Regions from separate parts of the Homo sapiens genome. Here region 2 is linked to region 1. The links are chromatin loops, found by intact Hi-C in ENCODE. Cell type or tissue: PC-3. All regions are shown on one strand.

Evidence for each region. Peaks named below come from ENCODE experiments on the same cell type or tissue, not always from the same donor. Only the 100,000 strongest peaks of a DNase experiment are listed, where the experiment ranks them.
Region 2: a loop joins it to region 1, with 2.8 times the contacts of the local background. A loop is called at or near these places in 2 of 110 quality-filtered maps.

What each region holds. Positions count from the first base shown.
Region 1 is chr4:158,870,132-158,878,131 of GRCh38, forward strand. FNIP2 (folliculin interacting protein 2) reads left to right here. Exons shown (of 17, transcript NM_020840.3): 14 at 182-338. Among named protein-coding and RNA genes, the nearest start is that of FNIP2, 110 kb to the left of the region's middle. In PC-3, no CTCF peak of the experiment used is centred here; a DNase peak (open chromatin) is centred at 3,990; H3K27ac peaks cover 855 bases.
Region 2 is chr4:159,074,830-159,082,829 of GRCh38, forward strand. It overlaps a transcript of SPMIP2 not described here. Among named protein-coding and RNA genes, the nearest start is that of RAPGEF2, 24 kb to the right of the region's middle. RefSeq lists an enhancer at 2,922-3,071. In PC-3, no CTCF peak of the experiment used is centred here; a DNase peak (open chromatin) is centred at 3,512; H3K4me3 peaks cover 683 bases; H3K27ac peaks cover 1,133 bases.

The sequences.
Region 1 (8,000 bases):
CCTTCCACTTTAAAAAACTCCCTTTTCTCCCACCTGTGATCCACTTACTTGAGGGTTGGTGACATGGACCACCCTGAATCTATTTTATTTACCTGTATCATTGGAGTGCTTGTACCAATTATAATGAAAGAAAAAAGTACATTTTTAGCTGTGCATTTTAATGGGCCACATGTTGTTTTAGGTCTCAGAGCATCAGCACCCAGAATGTAAGGAACTTTGGCCGCTCACTTCTGGCGGGCTACTGCCCCACATACATGCCTGATCTTGTGCTTCATGGGACCGGCAGTGATGAGAAGCTGAAGCAGTGCCTGGTGGCCGACCTTGTCCACACAGTCCATGTAAGTGATCCCAGTGTGGAGCCTCTGGCTGCTGACAGTGTGTCAGTCAAGGTCTTGGCTGACAACAGGTGTTTAGACTGAAGAGAGACTAGTTAAGGGGTTGTTTATGGAGATGTGGGCAGGGTTATGGGAACCAGCTAGGGCTAGTGAGGCACCTGGGGCCTAGCAGCAGCTGGAAGCTAGAAAGCACACCTGGGCCTGACAGAGTAAGGGGAGGGTGCGTGACATCAGAGCCCTGGAGAACCTAAGCCAGGACGAGGGGCGGCCTGGCTGCAGGAGCAGTGAGGAGGGGGTGACTTCCTGCCATCCCTCCTCCCATTCTCTGGTCTCTTTCTGGTGCCTCTCATTGGCTGAGCCCGGCTGAAAGCCAGAGAGCAGGGGCACAGCTGATGCAGACACACAGCCTTGTGGTGCATAGAGGTCAGCCTCCTGGGGCCCAGAACAGAACACAGAAGGGCAAGGAGCTGCTCTGGGGGTGGTGGGTTAGCAGATAGGCTGGGCAAATGGAATAAACAGCACAGATGGTGACAATTATATGCCGTCACGGTGAGGACCGAAGAGGTGTCACATGTGGTTTGTTTTTTATCTGATGCTTAAACAAGTTCCTAAAAGTAATTTATTTTAACTGATTTGTCATTAAGTTCACTTTGATGGCTGCATGAGGATGACTGTATAAAGATTAATAAGTCTCACTGAAAAAATTGCCTCGTGGCTGCTATTAAGTGCTTTTCTGCTATCTGCAGGGCAACAGGAACTAAGCAGTTAAGGAAACTGTCAATCTGATGGGCCTGTTTTTAACTGAGCTGTTATTGGGCAGATGTGCAAAAATAGACATTTTGTATTAGAAACATTTTGTATCTTGTGCAATAGGGAAAGTCCTCATCGCATTAAGAAAATCAGAATTTGGCCTGTTACCTACCTCCTTGGCCAACAAGTATTTTTTTTTTTGAGGTGGAACAAAAGGCATTGCATGTTATCTTTGGCCTTGAGCATCTCCTCTGTGAAGACCAAACATCAGGCACAGGCTAAACAGGCTAAGTATATTTATGTGAAGTGGGAAAAAAACTCAGTAGTGAAGCAGATGTCAACATAACCTCCCTCAATGGGGAGGGCTAAGAGATGAGGATAGGGCCATCAGAAGCTGGGGAAAGCCAGCCCAGTGTACACGTGTGTGGCCAAACGTTCCTAACCCCACCCCTGCTTTGTGGTCACATGCCACCCCTCACCAGGATACTCCTGGGATGAAACTATGAAGTTGCTTTTGTCCCTATAATATCATAATTATTTAATATCATAATTTCTCTTTATAGTTATGAACACCATATAGTCATTTATCATTTCATGAGTCCATGCATCAATGACCCCTGTAAGAAAAATGCCCTCATTGTATAATGCTAAGTTGTCCAAAACGATGTCTGATGCTTTGGCAATTTCACAGGCTGTATTTATGTGTGTTTAGTAACTGCCTATAACATTAAGGCACCTTTTCTGTCCGCTCCTATTGTTTATATTCACACATGCCAAACTGTGAGTTGTTTTTTTTTTTCTGCTCTGCTATCATTTTGATTTCTAACAATATTGGTGTTGGTTATTGGACCTTCCTTCCATGAAGCCCAGTGAGCTGCTTCTGACAGAGGTACCAAGAGACTACAGGGGAACTAATGGGATTGTCCTCAGTGACATCAGTTTTACCAGCTGGGGACTTTGTTTGAATGCCCTGGATTTACTCACTGACCACTCTGGAAATGCAATCTATTGATTGATAACCCTCCTTGAACTTATCTGTAAAACCATTCATGAAATATTTTATGTTTCCATAGGCTGGCAAGTTCTCATTTTTGTGTGTTAGATTTTCATGGTGACCCTCTGGCTCTATAATTCTTTTATTTGAAAAAACACAACCATGTTTACTCTGTCATTACTCTTCAAGCTTTTTCGTATTTCATTTTCCCTTCCTTTTAGAAGGAGTGTTTTCACACTGTAGCTTTTCTCATTTCTTTATGCAATCACCCTGAGAGATCGAAAGTTATTAAGCATAATAACCTATATTGTGTCAAATTGTGGGTACATCCAAAGTGCAGCCATGCGTGGGTGTTAATAGGAAATTCCAAAGGGTTCATAAAAATATCTTCAGAAGTTTAATACATTCAGAATATATCCAATTAGCATTAGTGGATTTCTAATTTCACTTGACACATTCATCATAATGAATTTTGCTTTTGAAGTAGTGTTCTGTTTAAACTGGCGCTCTGGTCTATGGTAGTGTTTTTTTTTTTTTTTTTAAAAAACAGGCTTACTTTCAACATCCATTTACAAACATTTGTTGAAAAATATTTTAGGAGTATTTGTTTAAACATTATTCCGAATTTACTGCTCCATAAAGCCTAGTGAATATTTAAATTCTTGAATATGTTGCCAGAAAAAGAAGCAGAGATCCAAAAACAAGTATATGACCAGAGTTAGAGCTGAAATAATAGCTTGTTGAAGAAGAGAAAATTGTAATAAATTGCTTTATCAAACTTGCTTTCAAAACCTGTTTTTTAAGTTGGGCACAGTGGCTCACGCCTGTAATCCCAGCACTTTGAGAGGCCAAGGTGGGTAGATCACGTGAGCTCAGGAGTTCAAGACCAGCTTGGGCAACATAGCAAGACTTCATCTCAAAAATAAAATAGCGTTAAAAAAAAAAAAAGAAAAAACAAACCTATTTTTTGAACATTAATTTCAGTGCTCATGCTAGATTTCAGCAGGCTTTGGTACTCATAATTCTTTTTAGAGAAGGATTTTTAACTGTTTAAAAGCAATTGATTCCAGTTATTGATCTCTTTTCTAGACCTGTGCACAATTTGGATTTAATAATCTGTCTTATGTAAATTAAATGTGGTGGTTTTTTTTGTTTTGTTTTGTTTTTGTTTTTGTTTTTGTTTTTTTTGAGGTGGGATCTTCCTGTATTGCCCAGGCTGGACTTGAACTGGGCTCATGTGATCCTGCCTCATTCTCCCAAGTAGACAGGATTATAGGCACAGGCCACTGTACCTGGCTCTAAATGTACACTTTTATAACTGCTAGTTTGGAGTTTTTCTCTCATTGAGAGATTGCTTTGTAATGCTTCCAATGTTAAGAATTTTTTTGTACTTTTCTTATCCTAGTCTCTTATGAAAGAAAGATATAGTAACTACTTCATCAATTTTCATTTTTATTACTGACTTTCACATATCAAGATTCAGAAGTTCTTTAAATATTTAAACACGTATTCTTGTTTAGTCCATATACTACCTCTTTTCTGTCATTTGAACTCTCTCTGCCTCCTAATATATAGGTTATACAGCTGCCTTAAATTAGTGTAAAGTAATACGGTTTCAGTTTTTTTCTTGCCACATCTTGTGCATTCTTTCCTCTGTTTTCCTTTTGACTTTAAATGGAAAGAGAGCAGGCGTATGCGCCAGCAGCATTCTATGCCTGTGACTCCTGAGTAGCCTTTTCCCTCTCCTTTTTCCTCTTGTGTCTGGCCTGTGAATACAGCTGACTGTATACAGGGTTACTGTTGGGGTTATTGTGGGGCAGTGTAAGGTGATGAAGATCTCACTGACTTAGTGTTGATGGCTTGAGTTTGAGTCCTGGTATTACCACTCGTTTGTTGATAATCTTAGGTAAATAAACTGGCATTGCTAAGCCCCAGAAAAATGTATTTAGTGGAACAGATGAAATATGATTCAGTGGTTAGGAAGTTAACTTCTGAAGACAGACAAACCTAAGTTTGAATCATGGTTCACCCCTTAGTGGCTTTGTGGCCTTGGGCAAGTTTCTTTAATTTTCTTATCTATACTGTGAACAGTACTTACATCATAGGTTTGGTCTGAAGATTCTGTGAGATAATGCATATCAAGTGGTTAGCACTTTGCCAGGCACATTGTTAAGTGCCCAATAAATGTGGGCCAAATGTGATAGCTCACCCCTGTAATGCCAGAGCTTTGGGAGGATCCTTTGAGATCACCCTGGGCAATATAGCAAAATCCCATCTCTAGCAAAAAAAAAAAAATAGCTAGGCATGGTGGCACATGCCTGTAGTCCCAGCTACTCAGGAGACTGAGGCAGAAGGCTTGCTTAAGCCAAATGTTCAATGCTTCAGTGAGCTGTGATCATTGCCACTGCACTCCAGCCTGGGTAACAGAGCAAGACCTCATCTCAGTAAATAATAATAATAATATATGTAAAAGTGCTTTGTAAATGATACAGCAATATATCATGTTTTTAATATGGGAGAGCAGAATGACAACCATTATTTTCGTAAAAATGAAAATTACTGTCAGAGATAAGAAAGCTATATATGGGCCAGGCACGGTGGCTCATGCCTGTGATCCCAGCACTTTGGGAGGCCGAGGTGGGCTGATTGCCTGAGCTCAGGAGTTTGCGACCAGCCTGGGGAACACAGTGAAACCCCGTCTCTACTAAAATACAAAAAAAAAAAAAAGTTGCCAGGTGTGGCAGCGGGTGCCTGTAGTCCCAGCTACTTGGGAGGCTGAGGCAGGAGAATTGCTTGAACTCGGGAGGCAGAGAGGTTGCAGTGCGCTGAGATCATGCCACTGCACTCCAGCCTGAGCAATAGAGCGAGACTGTCTCAAAAAAAAAAAAAAAGAAAAGAAAGAGAAAAGAAAGCTATATGCGTATGTACTTAAAGTTCTCCTAACTAGTCAATGGCCTTGTCAATCCCAGGGGACTACTGTTGGGAATGATTGAACAGAACCTGTACACACATTCATTGAGTGCTAAAAGCATTCACTTTTGCTTTGCCCAGGAGCAGACTGGACAGCTCTAACTCTGCAGGGCAGGGTCATCAAGACCAAAATTAACACTACGTTTTGATGTTTTTTAAAAAACAACTATGCTCCAGGGCTTCAAGCATTTTACAGAATAATTTATAAGATGAAGTAACCATTGGATACAGCAGCCTCTTCCATTTAATTTTAAGCGTAGCAACAGATTGACTCCAGAAATATCATGCAGGAATCAGTAGCACAGATAAAGAGCTTTGCTAAAAGCCTGGCTGTGATATATATATATATATATATATATATGCTCATGAATACCTAATTAGTCCATGCAGTGCAATCAACCTGTAGGACTATAAAAGAACAGCAAGTCCCTTCAAATGGTAAATCATTACTTAAGTAACACAGATAACATTAAATACCTCAGGTCAGCAACAACCTTAAAATCAATAGGATACAAAGAAAACATCTATGTAGGACAAATCCACTATTTTGGAACATCTCTCGTTGTTTTCTTTTCCCCATGTTTGGATAATAAACATGGCAGTGCCTCAGGCCTCTAGCACTGTCTTCTATAGCCACAGCCCTCAATACAACACTACCTATGTCCACTGGCCTATGGAGCACTTTTAAAACTACATATTTTGACCTATAAATGGGTTTTGATTACCAGTTTTTTTAATGATATAGAACTAAAATCATCACACATTAGGCTTCTTATTGATTAGTGAAACCTTTGTATTATGTGTGTGTGTATTTATACACATGTGCACACATGTCACACTTGTATGCATATGGCATGTCATGCCAGGTTATGTCATATAAGCATGTATGCCAGGTCATGATGTTAAAATGTATTTCTTATCATGGATTGTGGTTAAAAAAAATACTGATCTCTGGGTATCCCCAACTCCAATCTGAAATCATTGTGATTCTCTCGCCTTCTCAATGTGACTAGTCTTTTTAAAGTTCCTTTTGATCTTCCCAAATGGCATCCCTGTGTCCACTTTACCCACTTCCACCGCCTTGTGCAGTGCTGCAAGAGGACTTTCTAAAGCATGAGACAATCATTTACTCTTTTGCTTGAATAGCTTCCTATTTTCTAAGAGACTAAACTGTAAACTCCATAGCTGGAATTGCCCCTTTTATGTCCTTCAAATATACACACATACCCCTGTATCTCCTCTTATGCCCCAGTAACACTGTTTGCCATTCTTTAAATAGTCCACCTTTCCTCACACCTCTCTGCCTATCAGATTATGCTTTCTTTGCCTAGGACACTATTGAACAAACTTTTTTACATTTTTGAAGACCCATTTCATATGTTGCCTCTTCTTCAAAATCATTCCAGGCCCCATATCCCTGTTCTGTTCCAGATGTGTTCCTCTACTAGGGCTTCAGGTGCCTTGAAGCAGAAAGCAGGGACTTTATTTTCCTTATATTCCCAGCACCTTGCCTGGTGCCTGGCACATAGAAAGTGCTCACTAACGTTAGTTGACTCTTCCCCATAAAACTGGGGTTAGAGTCATGTGTGTCTATTACTTTAGTGTGGCCCTTTCTTCTGAAGTAAAGAGAGATGGGAGATGATCTTTCTTTAAAGAAACTTAAAGGGGAAGAGTAAGATGTTTAGACATGCCTGCAGCTCTGTGTGTTCATTGTCGTTACCTAAAGGAAAATAAAAGCTTATTATAGGTCTCTTGGGCTTCATGTCTCTTGCATCGTGTCAGAGTTAGACACATGTCTAATTTTGATGTTTTTCCCAAAATGTTTTACTACCTACAAGATATTTGAACATCTGTGCCATTCTCTGCAAAAAAGCTACCAACCCTCTCTCATTTTATTTTGGAGTTCCATATCTCATCATGTAACTTGATTCTGATACCCTTTCTGACCTTGAGCACCTCTTCTCAACTTCCGACTGAATTTTACTCAGCAAGTGGCCAGCCTGAAAGTGCAGCCATTCCAGAAGTTATGTACGGTATCTTCAAGGCCACGGATTGAATTTGGGCCCTAATCAGGTGAGCACAGGCACAGATACACAGAAGATCAGACATTTTCCCGGAACCCCTCCAGACCATCTTGCCACACTTTGAACCCTTTCTTCTTTCCCTCTACCCCTAAGTCTTCATACTGTCTTCATGTATACCTACAAGGATCCCTTAGCAATGTCCCAAGGTCCAAAATGATTAATTTTCCTCTTCCTCTTGTTTACCTTAGTACAACTCTTAAGCCTTTAGTGACTGACATTAAACCTGTTTCCAAGAGAAAAATTTCTGATAAGCAAATGCTTTTAGAGTTATGATAAGGCCATATGTGATTGTTACCCCTTCTGGTATTTTCATGTGTTAAAAATATGTTTGATGCACTAGAAATCTCCAGTGGTGGCACTTCAGGTGGTCGAGATAACTCGTGTCACCTGATGGGGCAGAGATGCTTTTGGGTTAGAGTGGGGAGAGTCACACCTGAGAGATTTATCAGTTGAAAAATACTTATCAGGTATCTTTTATGTGCTTGGTACTGTGTTTATAGCAGTAGTCAAAATCTGAAGTAGAATTAGCAGGGGCGTGATGGCTGTGTGCCCAGGGTCCCAGCTACTCAGGAGGCTGAGGTGGGAGAATGATTTGAGCTCTGGAGGTCGAAGCTGCAGTAAGCTATGATGGAGCCACTGCACTCCAGCCTGGGTGAAAGAGTGAGACCCCGTCTCCTCCCCCACCCCCCCTCACCCACCGACCAGCCAAAAAAAAGATCTGAGGTAGGAGGATTCCAGCAACATGTACTAAACTGGTGTGGATGGCATGCCTCCCCTCTAAAACTATATAGTGATGGATAAAATATCACCATCCTCACTGCTGCCCCATTGTTATAATTCCTGTCATGAAAAAAAATGGAAATCCTT
Region 2 (8,000 bases), 200 kb after region 1:
TAAGATGGGACACTCACATTAGGGATTTTCAAGAGAGCTTAATAAAGAGACTATTTACAAGGATGCAAGGGGGATGTGGGGAAACCACAGTGATGCAATTTCTTGGGGCTGGTAAGAGCAAGGGCCTTACCAATCTGAAGTCTGGTCAAGGATGGAGCCCTTGCCCTCTCACAGTGACCACCTTAGGGAGGGACATGGGGAATAAATACTTCAAACTCTTGCTGTCCTTCTCTCCCATCTCCTGCTGATGTACTCTATTAGTTGAACCTGCCTAGAAGCAAGCAAACAACAGAGTCCATTGATGTAGTCCTTATAGGTCAGCCTACCAGTGCAGGGACGAGAGTGGAAATGGGTGGTGATCTGGAGGGTCAAACAGAAAATTTGCAGCATGGCCTTATTTACCTACAGACAGATACACATGCATATACATGTACATTTCATGTGACAGAAACAACCATGTAACCGAATATTCAATTTAGTCATATACATAAATATGTCAATGAGATATTATCCGTGATATTCAAAGATTAACTTGTCATCAAGTATTGTGTAAACAAAATCTAAAGGTTATTATTTTCCTTTAACATTTTTTTCTAACCATACTTTAAAATACCACTGCATTGTATTGGATCATTTTGTAATTGTGTTTCTATAATGATGAGAGATTTCTAGTAGATGAGTGGCCTGGAAAAAATTCAAAGAGACAGCGTGGCATAATGAAAGCTTTTAGAGGTGGGCCAACTTGGATTTGAATCCTGTGTGATAATCTTGGTCACTTTAACTTCATCTGTGCCAACAGCGTGTAGGACAAAGCAATCATATCTGGTGACAGGATGTGTCATAGACCAATACTCAGGGACTTCCACTATGCATAAATCACCAACATTCACATTTTTAGATCCAATTAAAATAGTGATGCCATGACTATCAAGCATCAAGCAGAACATAATTTGACTCATCTTTTTTTTTTTTTTAAATTCTGAAAGCTCTTCAGTATTTTGTAATGAGGGCTCACAGTTTACAGTGATGAACATCCATGAGCGTTGGATAATGCTAAAACTTTTGCTTCACCATTTACAGCAGAAAAAAAACCCTGGCTGGTGGCACTAATTTTTTTTCCATGTAATCAAGAAGATTTTGCCACTAACTAGGCCTTTAAACCAATAGTTGGCTTTTAGTTTCTCTAATGATGGGGACGGTGGTGATGATGAGGATGATGCTGACATTTATAGGGTACTGTGTACTATGTGCTTCACACATGTTAATTCTCCCAACAACTGTGAGTCAGACACTATTGTCCCGATTTTACAGGTGAAGAACTTGCAGCTCAGAGGGTTATTAAAACAAGATCACACTTCCAATAAGCATTAAAACTTATCCTCAAACCTTGGTCTGTGTCATTCTAACACTTTCACTGATGGCTAAAGATTACCAACTCCCAAAAGATTGCTCTTTTGACCTATAGTTTTAATTCTGGGTGATAAGTTTACTCTGTTATTATTATACAGCATACAGCAAGCTATAATTAATTTCATGGTTACTTCTATTTTTGTAACTGCTGTTTTGATTTCTATTAGTTGAAATATCTATCTATGTAATGTCTTGTTACTAGAATAGTAATGGGACAACCAGCATATCATGAAAAAACCCAGCATATTATGAAAAGCATTTTATTTTAAATGCCTAATAAAAGCATGTTATTTTCATTTACAGTTTGAATACATGTTCACAATTTAAAATATAGGAAAAGTAGGGGTAAAGTCCTGATGTCCATTTTTTAATGGTAATAAACAGTAATAAATACTTTAAAACATACTTAAACAATTTTTTCCTTCTTTTCTTTCTTTTTTTCTTTAGAGATAGAGTCTTGCTCTGTTGCCCAGGTTGGAGTATAGTAATACAATCATAGCTCACTGCAGCCTCAAACTCCTGGGCTCAAAGGATTCTCCCACCTCAGCCTCCAGAGTCGCTGGGATTACAGACATGCATCACCATTCCTGGCACTAAACAGATTTTTTTTTTTTTTGAGATGGAGTCTCGCTCTTGCCCAGGCTGGAGTGTAATGGTGCCGTCTCGGCTCACTGCAGCCTCCACCTCCTAGGTTAGACCGATTCTCCTGCCTCAGCCTCCCGAATATCTGGGATTACAGGCACCTGCCACCATGCCTGGGTAATTTTTGTATTTTTAGCAGAGACAGGATTTTGCCATGTTGGCCAGGATGGTTTCGAACTCCTGACCTCAGGTGATCTGCCCACCTTGGCCTCCCAAAGTGCTAGGATTACAGGCGCGAGCCACTGCGCCTGGCCTAAACAGATTTTCTTTTTTTTTGAGACAGAGTTTCGCTCTTGTTGCGCAGGCTGGAGTACAATGGTGCGGTCTCGGCTCACCACAACCACAATCTCCGCCTCCCAGGTTCAAGTGATTCTCGTGCCTCAGCCTCCCAAGTAGCTGGGATTACAGGTGCCTGCCACCACGCCTGGCTAATTTTTGCATTATTAGTAGAGATGGGGTTTCTCCATGTTGGTCAGGCTGGTCTCAAACTCCTGACCTCAGGTGATCTGCCGCCTCGGCCTCCCAAAGTGCTGGGATTACAAGTGTGAGCCATCACACCTGGCCCAGATTTTCTTTTAATGTGTTTTTCTTAGGAGGGTTTTTCTTGGGAGGGAAGGTTAGCTTCTTTGGTTTCTAACCCAACGTTTGAGGTTAGTAATACTTTCTTATAAATTACTCTCATTATTTAATAAGATGGCATGCTTTATAAACCCAGCTGTATTAGAAATGTATAATCAAATTTTTCTTTTACACTTTTAAAATTTATTGAAAAATTTCTTTCCTTAAAGCAGATGTTACCAAACTCAGGAGACCAAAGTCCCATTGGTTAATTCATTTCGAACTCAGTGTTAAAGCATGATACAAAGAGATCTTTAATTACCTAGAAAGAAACTCTTAGGTAACAGAGTGATGATGACTAATATACTGGAAACAAAATGAAAACAGAAGCTTTCAATTTAATGGAACAAAGTAATATCCTGTCAAATAAAGTACTGAAACTGAGATATGTAAACCAATGCTATTACGGTAGCAAACAGGTGGCACTTTCATTTTCTTTTCCAATTACCAAAGAGGGGATGTAATCAAGAGTCTCAAGTTTATATATAAATAACATAGAAAAAAAGGCAAGCTACCTCTAAAAATCATATTTTTAAATGTGAAAAAAAGCAGAGGACTGGGGAGACAGATATTTGAAAGTTAAATCTAAACTTTGATTTTATTTTTTTGATTTTGCTTCAAAAATTAAATGGAAAGTAAAGGGGGAAAATCGGAAAGAACAGCATACAAATAATGTTTGTTAAAGAAAGTTTTCAGTGTATTATGTATTTTACGTCATGATTCCTGTGCAGTCATGAGCACCAAAGCTTGCTCTGAGATCCAGAACAGTGCCTGGCTTTGTAGTACATCTCCAATAAATATCCCTTAAATAAATAAATAAATCCCCAAGCAATTGGCAGGAATCCAGACTAGAACTTGATAGCACTAGTTCTACACCAAGTTTCTGAATTTCGAAAAGATGAGAGTGCGGAGTTCCTACTGGCATGGAAATGGCTCTGTCCTAAGGGCAAATAGTGCCCCAGTGGAGAAACACTGAGGGCTTCAAGACTTCCTCTACTCAAATGCCAATATTTTTCATATAAGCACTTCACTAAGTTGGTCAGCACTTTTTATCTTAGGCTGAATAAATTTGAGAGAACCTTCCAAAGCCTGGGTATTTAATGGAGAATGGCTGAGGGTTAGAAGGTGAAGAAAGCTTGATGACTGCATGGGTGGATTGTAAGGAAAGACATGGGATTGTGTGGGTGGATTGTAAGGAAAAGCAGGAAGTAAAAAGACAAATTTCTCACTTGACATTGGAGATAGAGGTGGTCCTACACAACTTGAACATTACCTAGTTTCCTAGATCAATATGATCCAGTGGACAAACTAATTTGTCATGTAAAAACCAACTGGAGGCCAGGCATGGTGGCTCATGCCTGTAATCCCAGCACTTTGGGAGGCTGAGGCGGGTGAATCACTTGAGGTCAGGAGTTTGAGACCAGCTTGGCCAACACAGTGAAACCCCATCTCTACTAAAAATACAGAAATTAGCTGGGTGTGGTGGTGCAAGCCTGTAATCCCAGCTACTCAGGAAGCTGAGACAGGAGAATCACTTGAACCTGGGAGGTGGAGGTCGCAGTGAGCTGAGATCATGCCATAGCACTCCAACCTGGGTGACAGAGTGAGATCCCATCTCAAAAATAAATAAATAAATAATAATAATAATAACTGGAAACTTTAAAACACTGTCATGGTGTGTTTGTGTCCCTCCCAAAATTCATGTGTTGACATCCTAACCTCCAAAGTGATGTTTTTTAGAGGTGTGGCCTTTAGGGAGGCAATTAGGTCATGAGGGCTCCACCCACATGAATGGAATTAGTGGCCAAAAAAAGAGACTCCAGAGAGCTTCCTTGCCCCTTCCACCATGTGAGGACACAGCAAGAAGCTGCCTTCTAAGAAATCAGGAAACTGATCCTCACCAGACACCGAATCTGCTGGTGCACACCCTGTTCTCAGGCTTTCTAGCTTCCAGAACTGCGAGAAATAAATTTCTGTTTTTTATAAGCTACCCAGTTCCAGGTATTTTGTTATAGCAGCCTGAGCAGGCTAAGACAAATATACTGATTTCTGTTCAAGAAGTCTTCTAGTCAAGAAGACTTGGGGTTTTTGTATTGGCTGTTTTCATGGCAAATTGTTTGGTTTTACCAAGCCAGAGATCAACCATATATTTAAAGCACAAAAATTTGGAATCCTGAATTTCATTTGGTTTCTGCTTTAATTTGGTGTTCTATGTGAGTTCTATATTTGGCACATGAAAATTGTCACAGGATATTACTTTTTACTTTTAATCACCTTTTGGTTTTGATTGTTCTTTCCTGCTTTTAATTAGATTTTTAGTAATAGGAAAAATGGGTTTGAGGAGAGTGTTTTTAAAAAACACTAATGCATTCTCAAGCTGAAAAAAAAGTAAAAATAGTAAAGCATTTTAATTTTAATTGTATTATTTATGTTACCTATGAAGCACTTCTCTAGCATTTAAATCCCACCTACAGTCTCAAAATGATCTTTTGCTTTATTCCATCATCTCCCATTATTATCAAATAATCAAATAATAATAAAAAGTGTCAAATAATAATAATGGGAAATGGGAATAATAGTGAGAATCCCAGTTGTCTTTTGGCATGTCTTGATGTACAAAGTGACTGTACAGACTTTTTCTCTCGCCTCTAGAAGCTTACAATCTAGAAAAGATATATGCGTTCTGATACATGCACAACAAAGACTTTATTTATTTATTTATTTATTTATTTATTTTAAGATGGTCTCACTCCATTGCTCATGCTGGAATGCAATGGCACAATCACGGCTCACTGCCACCTCGAACTCCTGGGTTCACGTGATCCTCCCACCTCCACCTCCCAAGTAACCAGGACTATGGGCACAGGTTACCACACCAGGCTAATTAAAAAATTTTTTTTGTAGAGACAGGGGTCTCCCTATGCTGCCCAGGCTGGTCTTGAACTCCTGAGCTCAAGCAGTCCTCCTGCCTCGGGTCTCAAAGTGCTGACATTACAGGCATGAGCCCCTCATTGAGCCCCTTAATTGATTCTTGAGCTAATTCATAAATGGGCAGTAACTTATTGTGACATATAGATTAAAGCAGCGATTCCCCATTATTAACACTTTTGGTATCTCCTCATATGAGTGCCCCCCACCATCTATTTCTATTTCTATATGTATATATAGCTATACCTCTTTTTAAAAAACAACAAAATTGGGCTATCATGGTAAATTCAGGTGTGAAGTGTAATTTGTTTGTTTGTTTGTTTGTTTGAGACAGAGCCCAGGCTGGAGTGCAGTGGCACGATCTCGGCTCACTGCAAGCTCCACCTCCCAGGTTCACGCCGTTCTCCTGCCTCAGCCTCCTGAGTAGCTGGGACTACAGGCGCCCACCACCATGCCCGGCTAATTTTTTGTATTTTTAGTAGAGACGGGTTTTCACCGTGTTAGCCAGGATAGTCTCGATCTCCTAACCTTGTGATCCGCCTGCCTTGGCCTCCCAAAGTTCTGGGATTACAGGCACGAATGACTGTGCCCGGACTCTTTGTTTCTTTCTCTTTTTTTTTTTTTTTTTGAGACGGAGTCTCACTCTGTCACCCAGGCTGGAGTGCAGTGGCATGATCTTGGCTCACTGCAACCTCCACCTCCCGGGTTCAAGTGATTCTCCTGTCTCAGCCTCCCAAGTAGCTGGGATTACAGGTGCGCACCACTGCACCTGGCTAATTTTTTGTATTTTTAGTAGAGACGAGGTTTTGCCATGTTGGCCAGATTGGTCTTGAACTCCTGACCTCAGGTGCTTCAACCGCCTCAGCCACCCAAAGTGCAGGGATTACAGGCATGAGCCACCATGGCCAGCCGATTTTTTTCTTACTAAGCATATTGTGAGCAATACTCATGTTATTAAATAATTTTGAGAATGTAATTTTAGGCTGGTCATGGTGGCTCATGCCTGGAGTCCCAGCACTTTGGGACTGCAGGCAGGAGGATTGCTTAGGCTCAGGAGTTCAAGACCAGCCTAGGCAGCATTGGGAGACCCTTGTCTCTACAAAAAATATAAAAATTAGCTTGGTGTGGTGGCGCACTCCTGCAGTCCTAGCTACTTCGGAGGCTGAGATGAGATCACATGAGCCTAGGAGGTGGAGGTTGCAGTGAGCCATGTTTGCTCTGCACTCCACTGCACTCCAGCCTGGGTGACAGAGTGAGACTCTGTCTCCAAAAAGAGAGAGAGAGAAAAAAACAAAAAGAAAATGTGATTTTAAAGCTGTATTTTATTCTATTGCTTTAACATAATTTATTTAATAAGCCCTTTCTTGTTGAATATTAAGATTGTAACCACCTTTGCATTATTATAAACAGTGGTACAGTTAACTCTTATTTACTTATAACTAAATTTTAGAAGTGATATAATGAGTCAAGGAGGGCCTGGAATTCTGTGTACAGATTATTGGATTCTTGATTTTCTCATATTTTCCCATCCAGACTCTGCTGAAACTCAACACTTACTCATTTAATGAACCTGGTTTACATGAGAGTTCTTTAAAAGTTGTGCTTCTAGGCTGGACGTGGTGGCTCATGCCTGTAATCCCAACACTTTGGGAGGAGAAGGCGAGCAGATCACTTGAGGTCAGGAATTTGAGACCAGCCCGGCCAATATGGCAAAACCCTATCTCTGCTAAGAATGCAAAAAAAAAAAAAAAAAAAATTAGGTGGGCGTGGTGGCAGGCACCTGTAATCCCAGCTACTCTGGAAGCTGAGGCAGGAGAATCACTTGAACCTGGGAGGCAGAGGTTGCAGTGAGCTGAGATTGCACCATTGCACTCCAGCCTGGGTGACAGAGTGAGATTCCATCTCAAATAAATAAATAAATAAATAAATAAATGTTGTGCTTCTACTATGAGGAGATAAACCATAAAGAAGAAAATCAAGCAGAAAAATGAATAATCTAAATCTAACAATTCCACTTTTCTCTGTGTGTGTGTGTGTGTGTGTGTGTGTGTGTGTGTGTGTGTGTGTTTTGAACCTGAAAGGCAGAAGGATTTATCAAATATGAACCTGGAAAAAATGAATGGACTGAAGACTGAGAATAGGAGGTTAAGAAAGGCATTTGATGACAAGCTGGGAGTGCTGAAATATTATCTTCAAATAAATATTAAGCAATTTTAGAAAAAAAGATGCTCAATTACTTTTTCACTAATGTAATTAATCTGATCATAATTAGAAACTACATTGCAAAAACCATTCTGGTTATATATTGGCAGGTAAATAATCAATTCAATTCAACTACTTACCTATTTCCTATGTTTGAAATTAAACTATTTGGGCCAGGTACATTGGCTCATGTCTATAAT